Regions from separate parts of the Homo sapiens genome. Here region 2 is linked to region 1. The links are chromatin contacts, found by Hi-C or POLR2A ChIA-PET in ENCODE. All regions are on one chromosome and are shown on one strand. The core of a region is the stretch at or near the end of the contact, and the rest is flanking DNA. Distances in the headings are between cores, read along the strand shown.

Evidence for each region. Hi-C counts contacts between places; a loop is a spot of excess contacts on that map. ChIA-PET counts read pairs that join two places held with the same protein, here RNA polymerase II (POLR2A). Pooled maps may share reads with other maps.
Region 2: a pooled map shows a loop between it and region 1 (2.5-fold over the local background). The contact joins two enhancer-like sites. A Hi-C loop is called at or near these places in 2 of 50 pooled maps. POLR2A ChIA-PET finds 5 or more read pairs at or near these places in 3 of 52 experiments (CD8-positive, alpha-beta memory T cell, WTC11 and naive thymus-derived CD8-positive, alpha-beta T cell).

What each region holds. Positions count from the first base shown.
Region 1 is chr12:121,422,651-121,427,217 of GRCh38, reverse strand. It overlaps RNF34 (ring finger protein 34), which reads right to left. Exons shown (of 6, transcript NM_025126.4): 6 at 2,870-3,832. The coding sequence ends at 3,642. It also overlaps a transcript of KDM2B not described here. Among named protein-coding and RNA genes, the nearest start is that of MIR7107, 19 kb to the left of the region's middle. RefSeq lists an enhancer at 1,629-1,708. Within about 2 kb of position 1,842, at least 8 of the 41 ENCODE cell types and tissues checked have a DNase peak (open chromatin) inside an H3K27ac peak, as active enhancers do.
Region 2 is chr12:121,635,258-121,639,824 of GRCh38, reverse strand. It overlaps the pseudogene ORAI1. Among named protein-coding and RNA genes, the nearest start is that of MORN3, 32 kb to the left of the region's middle. RefSeq lists enhancers at 343-860, 861-1,378, 1,903-1,992, 2,053-2,122. Within about 2 kb of position 2,149, at least 16 of the 41 ENCODE cell types and tissues checked have a DNase peak (open chromatin) inside an H3K27ac peak, as active enhancers do.

The sequences.
Region 1 (4,567 bases), core at 593-3,092:
GAGGCTAAATGCTACAAGCAACTACTCTGAGCCTACACGCCATGTCTGATGAAGTAATGAAAGGACCATAAACCCAAGGGAATGTTTGCTGTGTCAAATCACAGCTTAGTAACCTAGAAAAGAGGCTCTGTCCCTTCCTCTAGGGAATCTGATGTTTACAAAGGAAGACACCATGGCACCTCAAATGACATCCTTTCATATTGTGAAGATGGGATAAAGAGACTTCACTGTATTCCACTGCAGACTTATCCATATGACATGACCTATTTAAAAAATTTACTTAAAGCAGCATGGGGCTGGGTGCAGTGGCTCATACCTGTAACCCCAGCACTTTGAGAGGCCGAGGCGGGCGAATCACCCGAGGTCAGGAGTTTGAGACCAGCCTGGCCAACATGGTAAAACCCTGTCTCTATTAAAAATACAAAATTAGCTGGGAGTGTAGTATGCACCTGTGATCCCAGCTACTCAGGAGGAAAAGGCAGAAGAATCACTTGAACCTGGGAAGCGGAGGTTGCGATAAGCCAAGATTGCACCATTGAACTTCAGCCTGGGCAACAGAGCAAGACTCTGTCTAAAAAAAAAAAAAAAAAAAAAAAATTGTTTAAAATTATCCAGGCATGGTGGTATGCATTATATGCCAGCTCCTGGGGAGGCTGAGGCGGGAGGGCTGCTTGAGCCCAGAAGTTAAGACTGTAGTGAGCTATGATCATGCCACTGTACTCTGCCTGGGTGGGCAACAGCAAGACTCTGTCTTTAAAAAAAAAAGGGGGGGGAGGGGGTAGAAAGGCATGCCAGTTTAAAAATTCAAATTCCAGGGGGAAATGCTTGCCCTCTGCCAAACAAGCCAATTTCCAAGTATCAAGCCTGTTACACTAAACATTTCTGTTGTCTGACATTTCTATTATCTGGCTAATAAACCAGGGTTACTTCAAACTACTATCTAAAAAATCCACCAAGCATTTTGTACTCTTTCTATAAAGAAGCCACTAAAACTTAATACACAAATCTAAGAGTAAACATTAAACTGCTTTAAACTAAGACTGTATAAATCTGAATTTTTGAATTTAAGTTTAGACAAAACCAGCACCTACTGCTTAGCTTCTATGGCCTGGATTTAAAGACTTGCCACCACCAAGTTACCAATTTGGAGGAAATGTTAAGATTTCCAGAGTCTCATCAAAAGATTACTTTGGGAGGAAGAGGCGGGTGGATCATGAGGTCAGGAGATTGAGACTATCCTGGCTAACACAGTGAAACCCCGTCTCTACTAAATATACAGAAAAATTAGCCGGGCGTGGTGGCGGGTGCCTGTAGTCCCAGCTACTTGGGAGGCTGAGGCAGGAGAATGGCATGAACCCAGGAGGTGGAATTTGCAGTGAGCTGAGATCACGCCACTGCACTCCGGCCTGGGCAACAGAGCGAGACTCTGTCTCAAAAAAAAAAAAAAAGTTTAGACAAAAAGCACAAGTGCCCACAAAACTCTGGCAACTTATGCTGCTTCTAAAGGGAAACCATGACCTGCTCAAGCCAGTTACTACCAATTGTGGTTGCAGACAAACAAGTGGGAGGCCTTGATTTACATGCTTTGATCTTCAAAAGCAGAAAATTTTTTTCTTTACTATTAGCCACACAAACTTTCTGCCCAAAGCACAGGGGCATCTGCCTCCTGGTGTTCACAGGTATTTTCAGCTCTGTTGATGGACTAATAAATTCTGAGCACCCAAGGCCATATGTGTTACTCACTGCACAGTCAGGAGATAACAGACTCTGAGAAGTGGCCACTCCCAGCTGCACTGAAATGACAGTTGGTCTCAACTCAACCATCCTGAGTCAAGTCAAGTTGGACCTAAAAGAGATTTCACAACATTTTTGCATAATAGCTCAAGTTCCTCTTTTTTTTTTTTTTTTTTTGAGACGGAGTTTCGCTCGTCGCCCAGCCTGGAGTGCAATGGCACGATCTTGGCTCACTGCAACCTCCGCCTTCCAGTTTCAGGCGATTCTCCTGCCTCAGCCTCCTGAGTAGTTGGGATTACAGGGACCCGCCACCATGCCCAGCTAATTTTCGTATTTTTAGTTGAGACAGTTTCACCATGTTGACCAGGCTGGTCTCGAACTCTTGACCTCATGATCCACCCGCCTCAGCCTCCCAAAGTGCTAGGATTACAGGCATGAGCCACCACACCTGGCCCAAGTTTCTCATTTCTTATGTGGTACTGGAAGGGTTAAGAGCAACTCTGGCATCAGAGCTAGGTTCAAATTCTGCATAGCCACTTTTTAACCATGAGGTTTTAGACAAGTCTAACTTCTCAGAGGTTAGAGAAGCAAAGCAATGTTTATTTCAGAAAGTTGCTTTGAGGACTGCAGAGGCAACTACAGCACCTAGCGCAATACCTGGACACAAGAAACAGCACATCAGCAGTTAACCTTACTGATAAGCAAGCAGGAAATGTAAGCACTGTTGCTCATGTGGCATTGTTTTTTTCTTTTTTTTCTTTTTTTTTTTTTTTGAGACAAGGTCTGGCTCTGTTACCCAAGTTGGATTTCAGTGGTGTGATCTTGGCTCACTGTAACCTCCACACCCAAGGCTCAAGCCATCCTCCTACCTCAGCCTCCTGAGTAGCTGGGACTACCACGCCTGGCTAATTTTTTCCAAAGACAGGGTTTCGCCATGTTGTCCAAGCTAGTCTTGAACTTGTGAGCTCAAGCATTCCTCCAGCCTCAACCTCACAAGGTCCTAGGATTACAGGCGTGAGCCACCGCACCCGGCCCCCATGTGACATCTTTGAAGGTGCTCCCACCATCTCTTCTGAAGAGGGGTGCTAGGCCAGGTCACTTGATTTAGGAACTGACCAAGACAATGTAAACAAAAGCTTTTAAAACTAATTTTATTCCTAAAGTTAAAATCAGCTAGCGGGTAGCACTGAAAATACACCTTCACTATACAAAACAATGTAAACTGATTACACATTAATAAGGAATTTAGCACACACACTTCTAATAAAAGAAGCTAGATGCAGCCCTTGCTATAAAAAGCTATACCTGAACAAAAATGGACATGTGGAGTCTAAGGCCCTGGCAGTCGACTAGAGAATGTCAGTTGTTCCCAATTATGTTTAAATGCAGAAACAGCAACAATGTGGAAACTTACATTCATCAAATGTTAGCATTTAAAATATACATGACTAATAAAGTGAACATTCAGAGGAGCCACTGCTCAGCATGTTCCATGTCGGCCACTTGTGGACACTGATCTCATCCAAAGAGGACAGAAGTTTCAAACATCTGAGCAGTTTAAGTTAAAAATAGGATGAAGGGGAAATAAGAGAACAGGATAAGTGTCCTCCCAAGACAGCAGTGGCTGATGCCCACATGGCGCAAACAGGCTGACTTCAATGAGTGTTCACGGGATGTGTGATAAAGCCCAGCTGAGCCCGGGAAGCTCACGTGTCCACAGGCAGACAGGCTCACGGCATGGACCAATGTTTCCACAACTCAGGATGGATCTTTCTGTCCCCACTTAGTAGTCAAAATAATGTTTTAAAATAGCTTCAGCCTTTGAACATAACTTTCCAGTCCCTTCTGTGCATTGAAATGTTGGGGGTCAAGTTTGGGGGTGACTGTCCTGGTGAGGGGAGCCTGTTTCAGGACTTGAACACGTGCACGGCTCGCACCACATACTGCCGGCAGATGGGACACTCACTCATGCGCTTGCCGCACTTGGTGCAGGTAACCATGTGCCCACACTCCAGTAGGACACAGTCGATGACGGCATCCATGCAGATGCGACACAGGCTGTCGTCTTCCTCATCCTGCAGCTGCAGCCGCTCGCCATCTGAAAGGCAACAGAGAGCTAAGGCCTCGGCTTCAGGCATGGCCAGTCAGCCAGCCACCCTCCCAGTCCGAAGCTGAGCAGCCACCTGCTGAATGACCCCTGCAGGCCCAATGCCACCCCAGTGTTGTACAAGAAATAATCCCAACTTCTCTGCACTTTGGTTCTCTCCACTAGAAATGGCAATGATAAAAGCTATACCTCAGGGTTTTGTAAAGAATAAAATGCTTGACGTACCCAACAAATGTTAGCTATGTATTTCTATTTTATATCTTTGTCTAATTCAAGACATCTGTGATAGGGATATATTACTTCTGTAACTAGAAAAAGAAACCCTCAGCTGGTCTTCTGTAGATGGGCTTTGGAGTCAGGATGCTATTGGAATTTAACTCAGTTGCCCCAGCTTTGTAGCCCTGGGAACACCACAGTCTCTGGAGCCTCATCTCAGTAGGAAAAGGAGCCTTAGTTCCCCCTTAGGAAAGTTAGGAATAATTGTGCATCCTTCCCTCCCTAGCCTTAGAATCATCTCAAGCCATCTGTGTTCCTGGCCCTGCTGAAGTCTAACTTGAAAGAGATGGGCCGTCCTGGCTCTTGGCCCACCTTTACATCTGAGAAAATCCAGTCTGTGAATAAGAAAGACGATGAATAAGTTAAAAAAAAGTTAACCCCAGCCTGAGATTTGGCCATAGGGCTATGGATTTGGGTGCTTCCCTTTCTACAGGTCAGAGGAGATCAAAG
Region 2 (4,567 bases), core at 900-3,399, 210 kb before region 1:
CACCTGTAGTTCTAGCTACTTGGGAGTCTGGTGGGGAAGGATCGCTGGAGCCCAGGAGTTTGAGGTGGTGGTGAGCTATGACTGCCCCATGGCCCTCCAGTCTGGGCACCAGAGCAAGACCTTGTCTCTAAAAAAAATAAAATCAGGCCGGGCCCAGTGGCTCATGCCTGTAATCCCAGCACTTTGGGAAATTGAGGCGGGTGGATCACCTGAGGTCAGGAGTTGGAGACCAGCCTGGCCAACATGGTGAAACCCCATCTCTACTGAAAATACAAAAATTAGCTGGGCGTGGTGGCACGTGCCTGTAATCCCAGCTACTTGGGAGGCTGAGGCAGGAGAATCACTTGAACCCGGGTGGCGGAGGTTGCAGTGAGCTGAGATCGTGCCACTGCACTCCAGCCTGGGCAATAGAGTGAGACTCTAACTCAATAATAATAATAATAATAATAATAATAATAATAATAATAATAATAAAATTAAAATTAGTACCAACCACCACCATCAGTGGTCAAAATGGTAAATTTTGTTATGCGTATTTTACTATGGTTAAAATAAAAGCATTAAAAAAAGCAATCGCCAGCCATCATGCCTGCTGGCCCCACATCCTCACACCCAAGCAGAGGCTTCTCCTTCATGCCCTGCTCTGGGGACATGCAGAGGGGTGGTGGCTGCCCTCCCAGGGCACACTCAGGCCCTTCTGAGAACACAGCGCACGACCTGACATACAGAGCAGGCTTCCCAGAAGCGACGGGCCCAGCCCTGGTGCAGGCTGGGTGGCCAGTACACCCTGGGGCTGTCTCCTCCCCAGCCCCAGGGCTGACACACCAGCTGCCCCCAGTTCCTGGAGACCTGTGGACCCGAGGTCACCAGGGGCATGCTCCGGGCCAGACACCCGCTGCTCCTCACCTGGGCCTTGCAAGTCACCCCCATGCAAAGGAGCCAGCTTATCAGATCTGGGCCAGGAGCAGCGGGCAGTGGGCACACAACCATGGTCAACCCATGAGGGCTGGAGGGACAGGGGTAGGGAGATGGCGGATACCTATGGCAGTCATTCCATCAAGGACAGTGACTCTTTATAAGGTGTTTGCTATATATGTGGCAGGCTCAGAGCGGCAAGCCTAATGTTGAAGTTTCTCCATTAGCCGCACACTAGCCTGGCCCCCAGCAGGCAGGGAATTCCTGTCCTCACCCCTCCTGCCCTAGGTAGGGGTGTGGACTCCTTCCTTCCCCACCGCTCTCCTTTTACAGTCTGCCTGGCTTGAACCCTGACTCCCCTGCCCTTGATTGGGCTGTATGACTCTGGCAAGCTTTCAACTTTCTGTGCCTCTGTTTTCACATCTGTAAAATGGGAATAATGGGACAAGCCTCGAAGGCTTCTTCTGAGGATTAAGAGAGTCAATCCATGTAAAACAGGTAGTGTCCGGCACACAACAAACCCTCAATAAAAGTGAGCTTCATTATTACTCAGTTTAGGAACCTCATCCCCACCCCACAGTCTCTTTACAACATCCTCCAGAGGGGCACACTCAGGCATAAAGAACGCCAGGCCAAACTGGCAAACCCATGTTCCAGCTCCTTAACTGCCTGTTTACCGGTAACCTTGGCCAAGACCCTCCTCAACACCCATAAAAAAAGGGGCTGCAGCGAGATGAAGGTCACAATCTGGATCTGACTTGGGGTCGGACATCTCTGAGAATCTGAAGATGGTGGACACTCTCCTTAAAACAGCCAAGTATCATTTATTCACAGGACTTTTCTGACAATTTCAACAGGATTCACAGGCTTTTGTCTAAGAATGCCCACAGTGGATGGCAGTATGTACTTCTCAGTCCAGGCGTTTACAAAACATTTCAAGCTCATATAAATTTGGGGCAATGCCATCAGGATTTCTACCGTGTTTAAGATCTTTGGTGGCCGAAAGCCAGCCCTGAGAATTCTGAGTCCATGCGGGTGAGGGTATCTCAGCACATGTGGGTGCTGGACACAAGACGTGGGGTAGGTCACCAGGGCACGGCAGATGGAGGGCCACATCCTGCAGCTCCCTTGTCTCTGCCCCCAGGCCTGCCCACACCTGGAAGAGGGGAGCCCCCTCCAGCAGCCAGTGTCTCCTGCCACCTCCCCACCCCCAGCACTTCCTCTTCCTGCTCTGGCCTGCCACCCCGGAACCTGAAACCCAAGACAGGACAAGCAGCAGCGGCTGTTGCTGAGCTGCCCCAGGTCCACTGCTACTGATCCACTCACTGGAAACGTCTGGAGCCTTTAGGTGGCTCAGGCCCTGAGCTGGCCGCTGGGGTGTGTATGGGGGGCCTGTATACAGGTCTGCAGTCCCATTCTGCTCCCTACTTGGTGCCTCGCCTGTGCCCCAGCCACCCCCGAGGTAGTGTCTCTCCCCCTCTATGCAGTCAGGACCACAGAACAAACCACACAGCTGGCTGCAAACTGGCTCCTCCACTTACAAAGCTGTTGACCTTGGATAAGGATCTCAACCTCTCTGTGCCACAGCTTCCACACCTATAAAATAGAGGCTGACAGGGGCAGTGGCTCATGCCTGTAATCCCAGCACACTGGGAAGCTGAGGAGGGTGGATCACTTGAGGCCAGGAGTTCAAGACCAGCCTGGCCAACATGGTGAAACCCTGTCTCTACTAAAAATACAAAAATTAGTCAGGGGTGGGCCAGGTGTGGTGGCTCATGCCTGTAATCCCAGCACTTTGGGAGGCCGAAGCAGGCAGATAACTTGAGGTTAGGAGTTCAAGATCAGCCGGGCCAACATGGTGACACCCTGCCTCTACTTAAAATACAAAAAAATTAGCTGAGTGTGGTGGCACACACCTGTAATCCCAGAAAATTGGGAGGCTGAGCCATGAGAATCGCTTGAACCTGGACATGGAGGTTGCAGTGAACCGAAATCATGCCACTATACTCCGGTGTGGGCAACAGAGTGAGACTCCATCTCAAAAAAAAAAAAAAAATTAGCTGGGGTGTGGTGGTGGGCACCTGTAATCCCAGCTAATTGGGAGGCTGAGGCAGGAGAATCGCTTGAACCCGGGAGGCAGAGGTTGCAGTGAGCCAAGATAGTGCCACTACACTCCAGTCTTGGTGACAGAGCATGGTCTGTCTCAAAAAAAAAAAAAAAAAAGAGAATCCCACGAGTTACTAATACCATTATTCTTCTTTTACAAACGAGGAAACTGAGGCTCAGAAAGGTGATGTCAGCTGTCCAAAGGGTTACTCTGCTGCTGGATTCAAAACCAAGTCCACTTGGCTCCACAGCCCGGGTATGAAGGGGGCAAAGGAGCACCTCCCTCACATGGTGGCTGAGATTAAATGTAGTTTTCATATGTAGATGTTTAGCATAGGGCCAGCTACAGCAGCTCAATAAATCTTGGTTAAAAAGAAAAACACAGGGCCGGGCGCGGTGGCTCACGTATGCAATCCCAGCACTTTGGGAGGCCGAGGTGGGTGGATCACGAGGTCAAGAGCTCGAGACCAGCCTGGCCAATATGGTGAAACCCCGTCTCTACTAAAAATACAAAAATTAGCTGGGCGTGGTAATGCGTGCCTATAGTCCCAGCTGCTCAGGAGGCTGAGGCAGGAGAATCGCTTGAACCCAGGAGGTGGAGGTTGCAGTGAACCAAGATCGCGCCATTGCACTCCAGCCAGGGCAACAAGAGCGAAACTCTGTCTAAAAAAAAAAAAAAAAAAAAAAAGAAAGAAAGAAAGAAAGAAAAACACATAAAGCAGGCACACACCTGTAATCCAGCAATTTAGGGAGCTGATGTAGGAGGATCACTTGAGTCCAGGAATTCGAGATCTCCCTGGGCAACACAGTGAGACCTCATCTCTACAAAATCAAAAAATTAGCTGGGTGTAGTGAGTATACCTGTAGTCCTAGCTACTCAGAAGGCTGAGGTGAGAGAATCCCTTGAGCCCAGGAGGTTGAGGCTACAATGAGCCGTGATTGCGCTACTGCACCCCAGCCTGGGCAACAAAGTGAGACCCTATCTCACACACACACACAGACACACACACACACACAAAGAAAAAAAAATTAGCTGGATATAGTGGGCATGACTGTAGCCCCAGCTACTTTTTGTTTTTTGAGATGGAGTCTCACTCTGTCACCCAGGCTGGAGTGCGCTGGCACAATTTGGCTCACTGCAACCTCCCCCTCCCGGGTTCAAGCGATTCTCCTGCCTCAGCCTCCTGAGTAGCTGGGATTACAGGCGCCCGCCACTATGCCCAGCTAACTTTTGTATTTTTAGTAGAGACGGGGTTTCACCTTGTTGCTCAGGCTGGTCTTGAACTCCCGACCTCAGATGATCTCCCCACCTCAGCCTCACAAAGTGCTGGGATTACAGGTGTGAGCCACCGCACCTGGCCAGTCCCAGCTACTTGAGAGGCTAAGGCAGGAGGATCCCTTGAGCCCAGGAGTTCAAGGCTGCAGTGAGCTATGATCCCATCACTGCACTACAACCTGGGCAACAGAGCAGGACTCTATCTCTAAAAAAAAGAAAAGAAAAGAAAAAAGGAGAAAAACAGAGCTTGAAGTGGATGGAAGAGAAATA